Regions from separate parts of the Mus musculus genome. Here region 2 is linked to region 1. The links are chromatin loops, found by intact Hi-C in ENCODE. Cell type or tissue: left cerebral cortex. All regions are shown on one strand. Each heading gives the region's core, and the rest is flanking DNA. Links, peaks and the distances in the headings are about the cores only.

The links. Peaks named below come from ENCODE experiments on the same cell type or tissue, not always from the same donor. Only the 100,000 strongest peaks of a DNase experiment are listed, where the experiment ranks them.
Region 2: a loop joins it to region 1, with 2.0 times the contacts of the local background. A loop is called at or near these places in 2 of 42 quality-filtered maps.

The regions. Positions count from the first base shown.
Region 1 is chr14:47,954,970-47,961,799 of GRCm38, forward strand. No RefSeq gene overlaps it. Among named protein-coding and RNA genes, the nearest start is that of 4930447J18Rik, 60 kb to the left of the region's middle. In left cerebral cortex, for the core only: no CTCF peak of the experiment used is centred there; DNase peaks (open chromatin) are centred at 3,243 and 4,882.
Region 2 is chr14:47,904,115-47,910,944 of GRCm38, forward strand. The region is part of intron 2 of 4930447J18Rik (RIKEN cDNA 4930447J18 gene); the gene reads left to right. Among named protein-coding and RNA genes, the nearest start is that of 4930447J18Rik, 8.7 kb to the left of the region's middle. In left cerebral cortex, for the core only: no CTCF peak of the experiment used is centred there; no DNase peak of the experiment used is centred there.

The DNA.
Region 1 (6,830 bases), core at 1,108-6,107:
AAAGATAGGTAGGTTAAAAAAGAAGCATCACTAGCCAGGGCAGTGGAGTGGATTCAGGCTGACTAGAGAGAGAAAGAAAAGTTAAGAGGGGCCAGGGTCAGAAGACAGAAGGCATGAAGAAACTCTTGTTAGAGATATGGGAGTAGGAAAGATCAAAGATAGAGGTATTCCACTGTCACAGATCTTAAAACTGAATTGTATTCCAAAGGGTGACTATAGTCTGAATGGCTGAATTAGAATGAATACAGTCAATAGTTTCAGAGAAGCAAGACAGTGAACTTGAGGATTCTTGTGGATGGTGTGATAGTCGTTTGATGTGTCAGCCTGGCTCCTGGCTCCAGTCATTCATCCAGACACTAGGACAGGAGTTACTATAAAAGTATCTTGTACCCGTGATTAAAGACCATAATCAGCTGGTTTTAGGCAATTGAGAGTGTCCTATAGAGTCTAATTGGTCTGCCACAAGACTGAGAATGGAGCTGATCCTACCTCAAAGAGGAAAAAGTCTGTCTGAAGCCCAAAGCATCAGTAGTGCCTGAAAATTCCAACTTGTCTGTCCTGATGCTGCTCTCTGGGAATTTGGACCTGCTTGGCTTTCCCCCACAGTCACATAAAACATTCTTTCTGGTAAATCTCTCAGTGTGTTACCTCCCCCAGTAAATCTCTCATGTCCTACATTTCTGTGTCTCTAGTAGGGTTCTGACCAACACGGAAGGGATAACTCAAGGAGAAGAGACAGATGTGTTCTCCTTATCCTGCCCACTTTGATTCTGGCACTTCTTTTGTTAAGCACAAAGACAAAAAGATGGCTGTCATTCAAATATAAGATAGAAGAAATAAAGGATGGGTTAGTGCATGGATGGGTTGGTGGGTGGGTGGGTGGATGAATGGATGGATGGATGGATGGGTAGGCAAATGCCTGGGTGAGTAAAAGAATATATAAATGATTAAGGAAATGGCACTATATTCTGCATAGAAATAAATTCCGTGTAAAAATAGAAGGAGAAATTCCTATCACACACAATCTTATAAACCTTGTATCCATGCAATAAATGCTAAGCTGTACTTTTGAAAACTAAAATTTTTGGTAATATAAAATATTTACTTTCTGTTTTGACCATCCAGTTAAAGTATGAAAATCACGGAAAACATTTTCTGTTTTTGTTTGTTCCCAAGTCACCAAGAGCTGTTCTGTGGACTCCCCAGTGTTAAGCAAGATATAAAGGCATACCACAGTGGAATGCTGGTCTCTTGCTAAGCAGAATGGAGAGTTTGGATTCAGCACTAGACTATGGTACAAGAAGCAAAAATCCTACTCCTTCTCTCTCGTAATCCTTGACTTTTGTGGTAGAGAAATGAATGAGGACTTGGTATTTTTGTTTAGCCTGACAGAATAATGGAAGTTCACAGAGAAGTGAGAAGTTTCTAACAACCACCTGATCCAACCATTTCCCTTAGAGATATTGAAAAGCTTTTGAATTTTCATTCAAAACTTTGAGGCACCTTTTGGGAAATAGAAACACAAAGCACTTCCACAGCAGCTTGTGGGAGTGTTGGGTCAGATAAAGCAAATACATGGGAGCTGATCACCTCGTGGATTGACTCCCTGCCGTGGAGCCCCACAGCCTCACTGGGCATCCTTTCTGGGGATTTAGGAAGTCTTCCCTATTTACAGATGGAAGGAAGCCCTGTTCCATCTGATCTCTGGCTAATAAGATCAGATTCATTAGAGTATTTCAGATTTATCCATCAGCCATTGTCCATGACAGGTAAGCGGACCTCTTGAGAGAACATAGCCTCAAGGAAGAAGAAAGGAGGAGGCTTCATAAACAGATGCAGCCCTGGAGTCCTGGAGTCTGAAACCCCCTAGAAGCCAGACAGAGAGGGAATGTCCATTAAGAACTCACAGAGTTGTTCTTCTAAACACCCTAACCATTAGGCTGTACAATAGCAAGCTTTAGCAAACATTACTGAAACAAAAGGAGAGAATGGTACCTCACCTCACCTCACCACAAACCACCTAATGGCCATGTGTCCTGGAGGGTCAGCGTCCTGGAGGGGTGGGGGTGAGGTAAGGTCCTAGCTTTGAGAAGAACAGGTCTAGGGCCCAGAGGGAGGGAGCTTGTCTGAGAGTCTACAACAGGCACGCATGGTGCTTCAGGAAGTGCAGCCTTTGTGGGAGGTACTACCATCAGGACAAGCCCAAGACTAGGCACAGATGGCATGAGGAAGGTGTGGTCTGGTGAGGATCCACCTGAGGATGGATTCCTCTGCCACGGGAAACTGGAAGTTCTTATCACAGATTATAAGCATCTTGTCTATTGCAAATATCCCTCCCCCAACCCCAGGTGCTTTTGTTTCCTGACTGGCCTACTTATTTCCACCTATGGTTCGTTCACCAGCACGCCAGCCTCTCTCACATGCCTCTTGTGTCGAGTTGTCACTTTGACTGAGGAAATGGAATGACAGCCACTTCCACTGTCTTCTGCTATTGGGTTAACTATAATTGAGTAACCTTAAGTTTCCCTGAGGGTTCTCTCTTTTGTTTTCCAAGCGAGGGTATGGTAGACTGCTGCCAGCCCTACCAACATCAGGAAATTGGCCTGAGTGGCAATCAGGTGTAGCAGATGGCTCTGTCTGCTTTTGAATAGCTGTGAAACAAATGAAACAGAACTTTCATCGGAAGTTCTCAAAACCCTGTGTGTACAGAATGGAATCCTTCCCTGCTCTGTTAAGTCTTAGCCCCCCCCCTCCTTTTTTTTTTTAAAGGGAGGGATAGAGAATGTGCCTACTGGAATTTTTCCCCCTGCCAAGATGTAGTTCTATCTCTACACCTGTCTTACAGAAAAGGCCCTGAGCAGATTCCGAATATGAAAAAAATGTGCTCTCGATTTTTACCTTCAATTAACTTTCAGGATTCATTGTTCCTAGATTTGTATCCTTACGTAGAAGTGATGGATCAATAAAATTTGGAGTTATCTAACAAGAGTCCAGTTTCTTGCTTATACCTTAGTAACAAAGTCCACCGGGTAACACTTGTGTCAAAGATAGCCAGCAAATCAATAATGAACACTCTTACAGCCAAGGTAATATGATACATACATTGGAATTAAGTGAGCAATGCTAGCATGTAGGTGGGGAAAGGAAGAAGGAGCAGGCAGGAGGCAGCAGCATCGATGGGCAGAGAAATATCTCATGCCCTTCAGGTTGACACCGAAGAGAAACATCACATTCTCTCCCTGATCCAACACACTCCTCCTCTGTGCGTCAGAAATTATTTAAAGATGGCAAAAGCTTTCTGCACAACCTTTGCAGCTGCTCGTTCGCAGCGAGTTTTGGCTGCTTACTGAAGAGAAAGAAAAAAAAAAAAAAAGATCCCGGAGGAGATGAAGTGTCAGGACATTGGCTGCTCTTCCCGTTAGCTTCGGAACATTCTGTACTTCACGTACTTGAGTGTGTGCTGATTGATGATGAAGAGCTTTGTGGATGTTGCATAGGAACTCATATACTCAAGGCTGTGCTCCCCAGCCATCCTGTTCAGGCTCCAGCTTCTCTGGCCCTCAGAGGTTTCCTTGCATGCATTGCCTTGAGAATTTCCCTCCACAGGAAGGTGTAAAATGCAAATACATTTTAAAGACTTCCTGAAGAAAACATTCGACTGTTCTTGCTCCTCACTGATCTAGGAGCTTTGTAAACCGGTGTCCCGGAACTATAACAAAATGCCAGAGAGAGTCAACTTAGAAGGAGGAAAGGTTGACTTGCACTCACAGCTTCAGCTCGTTCAGTTGGCTTTGATGCTTTGGGTCTGTGCTGAGGCTGCACCATCCCCTGGGAGCACTTGGCTGAGAAGGCCCTCACCTTAAAGAAGCCAGAAACAAAAGAGAAAGCAAGTGTAGAACCTAGTGTAACGATCAAACTTTCTTCCGCCATACCATATCACATCTGAAGTTTCCAGTACTTTGTGGTAGTGTTGTAGGCTGGCGACTAAGGCTTTTGGGAGCCTTTCGAAAATCAATCAACCAATTAATTAATTTATTGAGACAGGGTTTCTCTGTATAACAGCCCTGGCTGTTCTGGAACTCACTATGTAGACCAGGCTGGCCTTGAACTCACAGAGATCTACCTGCCCCTGCCTCCCAAGTGTGGAGATTAAAGGTATGCACCACTATGTCCGTCCTCCTCTGGGATGGTCGTAACCAAAGTGCAGCAGGGGCTCTTCTGTCTGACTTGTCCTTCTCCCACCTGTCCGGCAACCGCTGTCCACTGATCATGGAGGAACAGGGCAGTGCAGAGGGGTGCTAGTCCACAGTGAAGGCTTGGAGGTTATTATAGACAGTGGGTAGTATCGTGGGGTTGGTACAGTTACAGCCACCAGAAACTACTGAATTCCAGACTACTTCTTGAAGCCTTTCTCATGGAGAGGCTCAGAATCCATAGAACATATTGTTGCTCACTGCTCATGAAAATGTTGGTGACCTTTCAACTCCTCCTTGGAGACAGCTTGTTCCCGATAGGTCTTTTGGAAAAGAGCTCCTTCTAAGGGCAAAGTTATAACTGGAACGAATGGGAAAGTTAAAAGAAAAGTCCAACACTGACCTTGGCTTGCAGAAAAACAAGAACCTTTGTCCTGGATCTTTTCTGTGAGGGAAACGTGATGGCCTCCATCACGCTCCTTCACAAGAAAACGTTAAAGTTGAACAAATAAACAGTGCTGCCTGAAGCATTATTTATGGGGGAACATTTTGTCATCGGGGAACATGTTGGCTAATCTGCTTTGGCTAAGTTCCCCTTAGAGACTGTGGTTAATAGAAGGACTGGGCAGGAAATTAGCATACACATTGCTATTCAGAAAAAGGGGTAAAATGTTAATGGGGTACCCTCCATGTCTGTTTCTCTTTATTTCTCTGAAAGTTAATTAATGGCTGTGCTCAGCACTAGGAGGAATCTGCATCCAAGTCCATCTCCAAGAGCTATTTTGACAAGTTCTGGGGCTTACTCTCAAAGAAGAGCTGACCTCCACTTCCAGAGCTGCCATTTGTGCCTCCATGGTGTGGACTCTCTCCTAAGAGCCGAGGATTGCCACTATCCTGCAGCTAATTAGCATGGCTACACAGCCTCTGAGGTTAGCAAGGTAATTAGTTTCAGAGGTAAGTGGAGATCGGGGAGGTTTGAGACACAGCATGTTTATTGAACGATGTCCCCTGGACGACAGAGCCACTGCCTACTTGTTAAAGAAACTTGAATGATTATCGGCACGGAGTCCCAGATCCCTAGGAAGAAGCAATGTGGTAATTGGGGCCTTTATGGAAGCAAGAGAAAAAAACCAAGTCTGTGATTCAGGCAATAACCTTAGAGTGAGGCCAGGGATGCTTTCTGGAGAACTTTGTTTTCACACAGGGAGGTAATGAACTAAGAGGACGTGCTGAGGCTTTAGTGGAGATTCCTGACATTTGCGGAGAAGAAACAGCTCAGATTGAGTTAAAATAAGTTGGAGTTGTTCCAGAGGAAAAACATAGGGCTAACCCTCACAAGATATGTCTTTTCCAGAGAGGAACTGCTAGGCAAGAGGTCGGGTAGATACTCAGGTCCCTGTTTACAGTCTTCCTCGTCTGTAGAAGGGACATGTGATAGTGCCTGGTTGTGAAGGTGTCAGGAGGAGTAAATATTATATTATGAAACACACAGTAAGCGCCATGGATGTGTTAGGTGTGGTGAGTACTTTCACTGCTTATTGATAAGGGATGCCAGAGGCTTTAGGTAGGAGATAAGACCTCGACATCTCAACAGTTTGGTCCGTGACTTAGTGGCTTAATGGAAGAAATACTTTGCACCCCAGAGAGTCCTTGTGAGAAACTTAGCTGGGACTTGGCTGTTCTTTTGAGCCCAGTAGATATCTTTAAAACAGTGATTATCTCCTGTGTGATATTCTTTGCCTATTTAGATTAACACACATTTGTTTTCTGTTTACTTATATACCCCTTTGTTCCTGAAAGATCTTAGGCAATATGTTTTCTTTTTAAGATTCTTTCTTATTATGTTTGTTTATTTACTTATATTTATTTATTTGTTTTTTTTTATTTATTTGTTTTTGTTTTTGTTTTGAGACAGGTTCTCTCTACATAGCAATGGCTATCCTGGAACTCACTTTGTAGACCAGGCTGGCCTCAAACTCACAAAGATCCACCTGCCTCTGCTTCCTGAGCACTGGGACTAAGGGATGTGTGCATGCAGCCACATTATTTTATTATGTGTGGAGGCAAGAGAACAACTTGACAGAGTGAGTTCTCTCCTTCAATTGTCTGGGCCCTGGGGATTGAGCCGAGGTCATCTGGGTTGGTGGTAAGCACCTTTACCATCTCCCAGCACTAGGCAAAATATTTAAAGTAACTGGGAACTGGGCACATGTTATAACATGTACTAAATTGAATACTTTTTTTAAAAAGGGATTTTTTTAACCATCAATAACTAGGTTATTGGTGAAGAGATTAAATACTTCCAAAAGCCATCTTTAGAGCTGAGAACTAACTCTTCCAGATAAGCCAGTGTCTCTCTGCTGACTGTCTCACCTATCCACCCCACTCATTAACTTCTTGCAGTCACCAGGAAGTGTCACTGGCAGCTGTTGGTGGCCTCCTAATCAGGCATTGGATGGTAGATGCTACCTCATCTCATTCCATTTTATAGCTTCATTATCAGCCACTATCTTCACCAACTCCTACAAGGAATAATGCTCTATGTTCCTTGCAACGCCACTTGGCTTTTTTAACCCTGGCCCCTTCCTGATGCCTGCTGTGCTAGAGTTTCTAACTTTCTCAATTTGATAAAGGGGC
Region 2 (6,830 bases), core at 912-5,911, 51 kb before region 1:
CAAAGCTGTAGGTGCGTGTACTTCCTTGGGAGACATTCTTATTTGGGAGGCTGAGATGTTGGGATGGGTTTGAATGATATTTGAAAGATACACCAAGAACCTGGCAGGATAGCGGCAAGTTCATGGCTTGGTGTAGCTTTGTGTGATGTACAGGTTAGTGGGTGAGGAGGTCAGGAAAGGGGAGAGAGACCTGAGACACATTTTTCATGTGACTTTGGCAACTACTGTGTCTCACCATCTGCAGAAGTGAACAAAATAACGGAATGAACAGTGTGGAATTGTAATGGTCAGTGGAGATTATATACACATGTATGTGTGTATTTCAGCAGTTCGTGCATGTATGCACATCTATGTATACTTGAGAAACATCTGCAAAAGTGTATGTTGTCATTTAATTATGCCACTAGTGATTTGTACTAAAATATTGTATGTGTTTATTATAATTAAGATGAGATTTGTAACCATTTGTACTTTTGCAGTAATGCATATATACTTATCCCATATTCAAAATAAATAGCTATAGGTCCAAAGAATGAGGGAAAGGCTACAGAACCCTTAGTAGACCTGTGTGTTCTGTCTGTGTCCCGACAGACAGACTTGAGGGGGCCAGAAAGACAAATGAAGAGTTGACAGATACCTTGTTTGAAGAGGCTTGTTGTAAAGATAATAGCTACAGAGATGGTATAATGCCTGAAATTAATCTGTAAGCCCCACCTGCCCAAGGACCAGGTAACTTCCAGGAATGCTGGGTATTGTAGTTCTTGGAAAATAACAAAAGCCTAATGGGAAAGTACGGTGGCCTATGGGGTTGTCTTTATAAGCTCCTGCAACGAGTGTCTGAGGCCTCTCAGCTGGAAGTCCCAGGGACTGGGCCTGACCAAACTCCATCTTGGTCAGTAATAAAGCTTGTTTCAAATTTGGCTCAAAATGGCGAAACTGGTTTTCTCTTGTGGGTTTTAGGATTAACAATGGTGGTGACCTTGGCGACTGTTGTCTTTGTGAGTGTGTATGAGCACAGGGTGAGCCATGCCTTATTCCAAGCGTAGACTATTGTGTGTCTCATTCTAGACCAGGAGGAACCCTGGAGGGTCTTTGGTCAGCAGCTTTGGGATAGGCAGTTTGCTCTGATTCCTCTGACAAAACTAGATTCCTTTCCTAAATCTGGTATCCATTAATAATCAGAGATGCCTCCTCTGAAGGATATAAATCCATCTGCTCATCTATCCATCTATTGATCTATTGATCCATCCATCCATCCATCCATCCATCCATCCATCCATCCATCCATCCACTTTCCCACCCATTGAATTAAATATTTGAATACCTATTCTCTGTCCTGGGCCAGGCACTTAAACTGCAGCTGGCATGCATCACAGGGAGTTGGGGGTGGGTGGACCCCAAGGGGCTGCAGGATGCCAGGAGCCACTAGTTGAGGTGGAGCCTGAGCTGCAAAGACAGTCCATAGTGTTAGCCCACCCAATCCAGACTTGGAGGCCTGGTGACTGGCATGCCACTGTTTTCTGGAAGCATTCTTGTGAGATCATTTCACATTAACATTTCTTTTATGGCTCAGGGTCCTGTTGTCTTTGAGCCCACAAGCTATTTTAAACTTGTTGTGACTAAGTCCTGTCAAATATGTGTGAATATTTGCAAGTGTACTTTGTCTTTCCCAAAGGGAGAACTGATTGGTATAGAAAAGAGGGTGAGGGGGGATAGCAGTGCCCCAATACTGTCCTTGGTGCACCTGCAAATCACTGACAATTTTGATTATGTCTACGTGGAAGGCTGACAACATACAGCTTCTGCCTTAGAACTCCTCGGGGCCTATGCTGTCTTAGTCCGGTGCACAGCCATGGCTTTGTGGCTCAGGAGTCAGGTTCCTTTAAGGCAGCACTTCTCAACCTGTGGGCCACGAAAGGCATTATTCTACCAGGTGGGCAAGATGACCCTGGGTAACAACTATTCTAAAAGAACACCACCAGTGTACTTAGAAAGAATTCTAGCGATGTCTTTGCTGTGTAGCTCTCTCATCTGCCCCAGCACTCAGACTTTTAGGCTCCTGTCTATGTTTAAATGGTTCAGATTGCAACCTGCAGCTGGGACCTAAAAGAGACTTAATAATCACAGAGTGTGTGGAATACATAAGCTCTGATCATATATGTTAGTAAGGTCTTCTATTCACTAGTGTCTCCTCTCTGAGCAGTAACTGAAGTAAATAAGGCAATGTCATCTTGTTCTGACTATTTTGTGTTTATGCAGTCATTTCTCAGACCTCTCACCCCAACCACAACAGTCATGGCTACATTGGCAACACATTTGAGATTTCCATGACCCTAACCATGGTTCAGATATATTAACCAAAATAAGTAATGCTTGTATGAACTAAACGTAAACTAAAATAACTGAAGGAGGTGTAAGTCAAAAATAATTGCTATGTTATGTCTATGTTCTATCAAAAATGAATGTTTCAAGGTTCCTCTGACCCTCACCTAGCATTGATGTAATTACATTTTTCCCTTTTAAAATGCTGTGTCCTGAGCTTGGGCACCAAGACTTTGAGGCTTGAGCCTGCTCTCAGTCACTAACCAAAATTAAAGGACTCATACTCTTATTTGGATTAGTCACCATGGTTGTATCTTTCTTGTGTGGATTTACTACACTGACCAGAGATGGACTAACGCTATATTAAAGAGATTCCCCTTTTATTAATCTCCAAGTGTGTGAGTGATTTATCCGTGGGAAGGAATATTATTTCTTTAACAATTGGATTGTAATGGTCAGCACTTATTTAACTCCCACTGCCTGCCGGGAAATGTTGCACACAGTCTTTGTGTATATTCTTCAATTTAATAAAAACACTGTAGTGAAGTTATTGTTATTACTTTCTCATCAAAATTGGGGATCAAGGGGTCAGGGTCACTGTGCTAATTAATTTTCTTTTTCAAAGAGTTATTTATTTAACTTCATGTACATGAACGTTTTGCCTCCATGTGTGTGTTCAGTGTGCTTGGAGGTCAGAAGGGGTCACTGGATCCTCTAGACCTGGAGTTATGGATGGTAAGGAACCACCATATGGGTGCTGGGAACTGAGCCTGGGTCCTCTATAAGAGCAACAAGTGCTCTTGAGGGAAGATCTAGTGACTGGCTTGTTATTGACTCCTGGAAGCATTATCCGGATGGCTGAGCCATCTCTCCAGCCCCTTGACTACTTTTCAAGGGTAAGTACTTATCCAAGGTCATTTGGCTTCCATAGTCACTCATGAACGTCACTACAACATAAGCTGACCAACTGCATCAGTGGGTTGTAGTCCCTGTTCAAAATCCAGTTCTCAGAAAACAAGGTGAGGAATAATTAAAGATCAACATTAAGCTATGGCCACCACACACATATCCATACACACACATGCATGAATACACAAGCATGGACACAGAGAGTCATACCACTAACCTATGGCAGCCACATACACATGCATACACACATGCATACACACACATGCATACACACATGCACAAACACAAAGAGTCATACCATACAAACCACCAACCTACACAGGGAAGGTGATCAGGACCCAACCATCCTTCTAGAATATGCGTTTTAGCTAAGGCATGGCAGGCATCTTTTCCCTTTAAAGTCGTTGTGATTGCCTGTTTGTAGCGCTTGCGATTATTTCTTGCCACACTTTTCTCTAAATCTAAGCTCCTGCATTTCCGAGCGGTGCTGCTTTGGTGTGGAGGGTTTTGGTTCTGTAACTGAGTGTTCAGGAGTCCTTGTGCCTCCGTCCTTCCAAACCTCCAGCGGCTACAGCATTATTGATTGTTTGCCTGTCTCGGGCACTGGCTGCGTGCCTCTTGCAGCCTGTTCGACCGTTGCATCTCCACGGCTGGAAGCTGAGCGTACCCCCGAGATGGCAGAGAACACATTTTGCAGAGTTCATAACTTACTGAAAGCTCCCGGGTTCAACGTTTCTGCCTGAACTGGAAACTTTGGATGTGAAAGTCAATTTACTCTTAAAATAAAAATGTCTGTTGCAAAGAAAAAGAGAAAGAAAAGTCTTCCAAACATCTCCCAGAGGAGGCTGGCCTCAGACACAGCTTCCAGAGGTGGCCGAGGCATCCTGGGTGCAAGTAGAGAAGAATAATGGCAGAATATCTGTAATTTACTTAACTCTAAAATTGGAAAAATATTTTTTTTTTAAAAAAAAGGACTTTTTCATTCTTTTAAAGTGTGGACTTTGAAAAATAATGTTTGCTACCAGGGAGAGTACCTGACCGTGTGAAGCTGCGAATCACTCTATTACCTGCTTTTAAGAGAGGTCATTTACACGTCTTTAAAGAAAGATCTTAGGATTTGCATCTCAAAAATTTATTTTTGTTCAATTTTATTTATTTATTCATTTATTTGTCCAAGAATAATCTGGTTATGTTGGAATTTTTGGAAGAAGAAAGTACATTGGTGATTTTGTCTGTTTTTCTGTTTTGTTGTGAGTCAAGATCTTTGTAATCTTATAAGAAAATACTTTGCATGTTTTCTTCATTTTGCTACAGACAGAGATTTTAATTTCTAAGACAGGAATTAACAGCAGGAGAAGAGACATAACCCAGACTGCTCACATCATGAAGCAATGGGTACGTGTACAAGGACAGTCGGCAGGCAGACACTGTGAAGTTAGTGACTGGCATAAGCTAGAAGCCCAAAGGAACTGTACAATGACGTTAGGTGACAAGTGAAGAGGGACAGACATTGTAAAGAAGGTCCTAGGAACTAGTGGTCTGTTGTGCTTTCTTCTCTGGAAAGAGATTACTCCAGAGCTACACCTGCCTGAAACACGGGCCAGGGGGTGGGGCGGGGCGGGGGGGGGAGTTAGCATGGGGATCAGTGTGTGTGGATTGTAGTGGAGAAAATGGGAGCAATTAGGGGTGGGGGCGCTGAGAAGCTCCTGAGGTCCTTTAAACGGAGGGATGGAATCTAATGCTAAGTGCTTTCACCTTGCTCTGCCCTTCAGACATTAAATGGAGGGGTAGAATTTCTAGAAACTGGCAGCAGACAGGGTCAGAAGAAGAAATGCTGGGAGATCCAGGGGAAACAGAACAAAGACTCGTAAAAAAATACAGTCGTCACCATACCAAGTTCGAAGGCACACAAAGCCACAAGAACTACTGCAAGCGAGAAAGGGAACTGCTGGCGTCCTCTGGAGAACAGCAGGCAGTTTCTTAGCGTTTCGTGCACGTGTGTCACATGACCCAGCAATACCACTGGCTGGGCATTTGTGGGAGAAATGACAATGTGCTCAAGGAATTGTGTGTGAATATTCATAGCAGCTTGTTTCTGAATGGTCAAACCCAGAAACAACCCAGTTCATCAATAGGTAAATGGATGACCTCTCTCTCTTTTTTTTTCTTTTTTTATATTGGGATAATAGAACGCTGCCTAGCAATAAAAAGGGGATGGACTATTGATATGTGTGATACCGTGAACAAATCCCAAAAACATTCTGCTGTGCAAAAGAGGTAGACTTAAAGATTACATGTGGTCTGTTTCCATTTAAATGGAACTCTGGAAAAGATGAATCTAATCTATAATAGATGTGACTGGCGGTGATTGTCTGGGGCTGGAAGGGGCGGTTGGTAAGTATTGATTAGGACGGGCACAAGGGAGCCTATCTGGATGGTGGACATTTCATATATCTTGATTTAGGTGGTAGTTACCTGCATGTATTGGCAAACTACACTGGACGTGTCTGTCTTTCTCATTGTATGCAAATCCTACCTCCAACAAGACTGAGTTTTAAAATGAAGCCACAGGAATTGCCAGAATGATGTCGGCCTGGTTCAGACCCACTCCACTAAATTTAGAGAACTTTATGACAAGAAGTGAAGGGGAAAAAAATTTTCTGAGAATTTTAAGAGGTGCTAATACCAGCTAATTGCTCTGTCACTGTTGAGTGAATTGTTAGATATTTAAAATCTCCATAAGGGAATTCCTTCCATTAAAAAAATTTTTTTTCAGGTGAAACGTACATCCACCCTCTGAGATGCTCAAGGCAGACAATGAAAATGAGGAACACCTGCTTTTATTCCTAGACTTTGAGGGAAGGTTTTCATTGAGTCAGCACTGACTGGTTCTGCCACCACGTATTCTGGGAGGAAAGCATGGCTCTGACCCATCTAGAACACTCTGGGAAAAGACAGTTATCATCATAACAGTGGGGTCAGTAAATAGAAACAGCGGCTGTACAAAGTATTGTATACCAGCATCGCCACGGGAGGAAGGCAGCAGCCTAGTGATTGACATGCGATCTCATTGAATCCTCTCAGCCCTGTGGCTTTAAGTGCTTAGCTCCCTATTTTACAGAAATCACATCTGAGCAGGGAGGGGTTTTGTTGCCAGAGGTCACACTACTGTGGATCAGTATTGTGGGTTGGTGTTTACTTATGTACTATAGCCCAACAATAACGTGGAAATGATAGTAGGAGAACAATAACATGGAAATGATAGCAGGAGAACGCTGACCTGCCACCTCAAGAAAGTATCCATTTATGCAGCCTGCCCAGTGCCCCCTCCATTTCCAAGCCAGCCAGAGAAGCGACAGTTCTTCCTCAGCAAGCAGGACAGACATTGCTCTCCCCCCATGCCCCCTCCACTCAGCTCTTCCACAGTCCTACACCCCTGAAAGTCCTGTGGCTAACATCCTGCCACCCAGGGGGGCTGCAGATCTGAATAATGTTCTTGGATTTGTGTCTCTCATCTTGCAACTGATTAGTCCTAACTCTTCCTGGCAAGGCTCCTGCCCGGCTATTTCAGGAAACAAAAATTCATTACACACATCCTT